Linked DNA regions of Homo sapiens: region 1 is linked to region 2. A link is an interaction called in ENCODE POLR2A ChIA-PET data of the cell type or tissue named here. Cell type or tissue: MCF 10A. All regions are shown on one strand.

What was found. Peaks named below come from ENCODE experiments on the same cell type or tissue, not always from the same donor. Only the 100,000 strongest peaks of a DNase experiment are listed, where the experiment ranks them.
Region 1: POLR2A ChIA-PET joins it to region 2 with 6 read pairs; 2 of 35 experiments call an interaction of 5 or more read pairs at or near these places.

What each region holds. Positions count from the first base shown.
Region 1 is chr1:99,737,809-99,740,308 of GRCh38, reverse strand. It overlaps FRRS1 (ferric chelate reductase 1), which reads left to right. Exons shown (of 17, transcript NM_001361041.2): 7 at 2,041-2,223. Among named protein-coding and RNA genes, the nearest start is that of FRRS1, 28 kb to the left of the region's middle. In MCF 10A, no CTCF peak of the experiment used is centred here; no DNase peak of the experiment used is centred here.
Region 2 is chr1:99,579,504-99,582,003 of GRCh38, reverse strand. No RefSeq gene overlaps it. Among named protein-coding and RNA genes, the nearest start is that of PALMD, 65 kb to the left of the region's middle. In MCF 10A, no CTCF peak of the experiment used is centred here; a DNase peak (open chromatin) is centred at 1,393.

The sequences.
Region 1 (2,500 bases), 160 kb before region 2:
GGTTTGGTCATGACATTCACCTGTAGTCTTTACTGGTGGTGGATATGTTTTCATTTGAAAATAAATCTGATGAAGCAATAGTTTTTTTTTCTTTCTTTTAAACACAGCCAGATATCAAAAGAAGAGCTTAAGTTAAATTTAGACAAGATTTGGAGGAGATTCTTGAAATGGTGATAATAACTCTTAGATCTCATTTCATTAAGGTCAGAGAGTCCTAGGGAATTGTATATGCTGAACAACAGAAAATGTCTTGTAAATTCATCAGTTAGAATTTCATCTAGGCCCTCTGATTTAAAAGATTTATGATTGACAAGACGTATCTTGGAAAGTGTTATGCATATTAGAAACATAAGGAAGAAGGGTTTTACTGCAGGAAATTCTGATAAGTTAGACTTCTCAATTCAGAAGTGGATACAATAAAAAAAAAACGTGTTGAGAAAGGTTGTTTCAGTTGAAAGAACAAACGTGGGCCTAAATACTGACTTGCCTAATTTTCGTGTGTCTTTGGGCAAATTACTTAATTTTCAGTCTCAGTTTCCTCACCTATAGAAAGAGATGTAATAATATTTAGCTCTTAGTATCACTGTAAGAATTAAAATAATGAATGTAAGTTTTCTATAACTGTGTCTTGCATTTAATAGATATTCAGTAAACATTAGTTCCTTTTCTTTTTCCTTCTTTTTATTATCCTTCTGTACCTTTTTATTCACATAGAGAAGACAAAGTAATGCGCTTTGCTCCTTATTTTGTTTTCCTTCTCTTCAACGTCTTATAGCATATGGGCACTATATTTGATTACATTATTATGATTGTTGCACTTTCGTTTGACCATACAATTAGATCTGTTATTTGTACTAGCTCTCAGTTTAGGCTTAATCCTTATTTAATTAAAAGCTGCTTTAGGGAAATACACAGTCAGTTTGGACCTGAGCTTCCCAGTAGGAATCTGTTGACAATATTGTTGTCTTTCCGTATATTCAATCAAAGGCTCTTGTTGGAACTTTTATTGTGTCTTTGTGCCATGTTTATAATCTCTAATTATAGGGAGGTTCATTCAGAGTCAAAGGTTTATAGCATTTTTAGAGCTCGAAGATACCTCAGGGTCTATTTCTTACAGTTTTCTTGTTGTGTAGTTGAAGGTTCAGGGATCCTGAGAGAACAAGTCCTTTGGCAAACATGATGTAGGGAAGGGGAGAGCAGAGACCAAAGTCCAAGTTTCTTAATTCCCCAGTGGCTTGTTCTCTTCACCCTAGTATGATCTGTCTTTACATTTCCATGAACTCTAGTTACATAATGTTTAGCTCTCTTCTGAAATTTACTGTCACAGCATTCGAACAAAGTCTGCTCATTTATCAGATTATACAGCTGATTTTTTTTTCTAAGACTCTTCGTCTTATATTCCTTATCAAGAAGCTCGGGATTAAGTCATCCGATTGTTGCTTATTTCTCCCCCCAATAAATCACTATGGTTATTTGGAATGCTGGTAAATTGGGGCGACCATTTTTTTCTTATGTCATTTTAGTACGAAATTTGAATCAGAATTCTAGAAGCAGAATCCACAACCTAAATATAATAGCTTTCTAAGTATTTATTTGTTTGCTTTTTAAATCTTCATCTCTGAGAACTAGAGGATACCCTTTAGGCAGGAACGTTAGTGTCATTTAAGTCTTAGGGACTGAAATATTAACTCAAAAATTTCTCAAAACCTATCAGAAACTTTGCTCCAAAACTTACTTAATGTGAAATGTTTTGTGTATTACAGGAGCTTTAATACCCTTGCACAATTACAGCCCAACAAGTGTATGTTTTCCAAATTTTAATTAAAATTAATTAAGTTTAAAAGTTCATAACCTAACTACTGCTCCGATCATTTTTAATTTGGGATGTGTCTTTTGTTTCCTTATTTGAATGCTTATTATGGAAAGGTATTCTCATTAATTTGGGAGCTACCCGTACTTGAAGGTAGTTATTCTTCTGTCATTGCCAATGAACTGCTTGTTTGATAATTAAGATTTTTTTTTCCTCTGTCATTTTTCTAGTTCAGTGCCTCAGATTGTGGGAACAAGAAGTTCTGTATTAGGAGTCCTTTGAACTGTGACCCAGAGAAGGAGGCTTCCTGTGTCTTCTTGTCCTTCACAAGAGATGACCAATCGGTGATGGTTGAAATGAGCGGCCCCAGTAAAGGCTATTTATCCTTTGCATTGTCTCATGATCAGTGGATGGTTGGTACCTCTCACTTACATAAGTGGTAACAAAAGGAGAATCACGGCTAGGCATGGTGGCTCATGCCTGTAATCCCAGCACTTTGGGAGGCCGAGGCAGGTGGATCACGAGGTCGGGAGTTCAAGACCAGCCTGGCCGAGATGGTGAAACCCCACCTCTACTAAAAATACAAAAATTAGCCTAGCGTCGTGGCGGGCGCTTGTAATCCCGGCTGCACGGGAGGCTGAGGCAGGAGAATCACTTGAACCTGGGAGGTGGAGGTTGCAGTGAGCCAAG
Region 2 (2,500 bases):
GTCTTTCAGGGTTTTTATAGTTTTGGGTTTTACATTAAAGTCTTTAATCTGTCTTGAGTTGATTTTTGTACATGGTGTAAGGAAGAGGTCCAGCTTCAGTCTTCTACATATGACTAGCCAGTTATCCCAGCACCATTTATTGAATAGGAATCTTTTCCCCATTGCTTGTTTTTGTCAGCTTTGTCAAAGGTCAGATAGTCATAGGTGTGTGGCCTTGTTTCTAGGCTCTCTATTCTGTTCCTTTGGTCTATGTGCCTGTTTTTGTACCAGTACCATGTTGTTTTGGTTACTGTAGCCCTGTAATGTGATGCCTTCTGGTTTGTTCTTTTTGCTTAGGATTGCCTTGTCTATTTGGGCTCTTGTTTAGTTCCATATCAATTTTAAAATAGTTTATTCTAGTTCTGTGAAGAATGTCATTAGTTGTTAGACAGGAATAGCATTGAATCTGTAAAGTGCTTTGGGCAGTGTAGCCATTTTAGTGATATTGATTCTTCCTATCTATGAGCATTGGATGCTTTACAATTTGTTTGTGACTTCCTGACTTTTTCTACAAAGCAAAATACTATAAATTAATCCTTTAAGCTCAATCTCCTTCATGAAGCATTCCCCCAGCACTTCCGCCTCACTTGTATCTTTTCTTTCTTAAAATTCTTATCACTCATATTACTAAGACCTATGCCATTGTATTTAATTTATCACCACTTACTGTTCTCACATGGCTCTGGGTATGGTCTTGTCTCCTTAATAGAATTTTAGGTACTTTCAGGGGGAGGGATCATACCTTATACCACATCTGTACGATCTTGAGATTCTAGATGGTTTTGGGCAAAGAGATGGTAGTTGAAAACAACTATTGATTTTACTTTGTATTTAGAGGGCATTAAAATAATATTCTTCCACTGGAATGAATCAAAAGGACATCTCATGAGATGTCACTGATAGCTCTGGGTTGGGTGCAGAGAGAGATGATCTCTGGGTTTCATGAGCACCAGAAGAGATTCTGGTATGTATTGCATGTGCACAGGATATGCAAGGTGCCCAGTGTACATTCAGTCAAGCTATCTGTTTTAAACAAACCAAATTATCATATGTCTTCTGCTTTGTCCCTGCCTATTGCTGGTCCAAAGCCAGTGGGATATGGCTGGAAAGGTGGGGAAGACTCAGATGCCTGGCTGTATGGTATGCATCATTAATAGGGCTCTTTCTTTCCAATAGCTCCCAGCTTTCTTGGTAGGTCAAGGGCGGGGCCTGGTCTAGAACAGAAGGTTGACAGACAACAGAACACTGTGCTTAAGCAGGACTGAGAGAATGGAAAAACTGATCCACAGGAGATCCGCCCTGCCAGTTCAGCGGCAGTTGGAGGAAGTGCTTTCAAAACATAATGTGTGGAGGCTGGCAGACCAGCACAGAGAGACATGCCAGCACTTGCAAGCTCCCTATCTGAGACAGGGTGGATTCCACATGGCTAAATCATAGCGTTCGAATGCTATCGTACCTCCCAACTATCTTCTGTATCACTGCCAATCTTTTAGTAGGAACCTGACTGACACTGTTTAGGCAGAGACCAAAGGAAGAAAAACAGTTGAGGTGTACAGAGAGTGATAGAATAGACTGGCTTATAGCTTGCACTTCAAAGAAATATATAACAAAATATCTTATTTTATGCTAGTTTTCCTATCCTTCATGGACCCTAATTCAAGCAATGAATTCCATGAATGCAGCTAGATTATAGAAGTTAAGCACTTCAGTTTCACAGTTTCCATACTTGCTTACATCATTAAACACGTTAGTAGAATATGGCAACCTTTCTAGTGCCGTCTGCTTCGGTTTCATAGATCACATGCTCAATAATAGATCTCTAAATGACCACAGCTCACAGTGGCTATCCTATGGAAGGGAATGGCCTGGTTTTTCTTGATTGGGAAATACACTTGTTTAACCAGATGACTTCATTCTTATTCTAGTAACTGGGAAAAAATACAACAAAAGAATAATAAATTCAAGAATGATGCCTGTTCCCCGGGGAACTGGTGGATAAGGGGGAGAATGGTGGTGTTGGAGGGACAGATTATGACCTGTTGGAATGAGAAGAAATACAATTGTGATTAACACTTACAGAATGGTGTTTAACCTTAGGCCTAAAGTAGCTGGCTCAAAAGAAAACAAATTCGTTGATGTGAAAACACTGAGATTATTGACTTTTGGTTGAGAGAGGAAAATGGAGCCATTGTGATGTGGAAATAGCTAACACATTGTTTATTCTGCCTGGTTCATGGAAATCTATTTTTCACAGTACTTTATTCAAGTACTTTGATTTCAAGTACTTCCATTAAAAAAAAGGAAAGAGCCTTAAACTTCATTTTGTAGGAATAGGAATATGCCTTCCCTCACCTCAGTTCTGCCAAATACGTACAAAGACTCCAGACTCACAGCTACCACGTAGTGATGGGAAAATCCTTATGGATAAGCCTGAGTGGAAAAGGAAGACCAATTTTTCAAA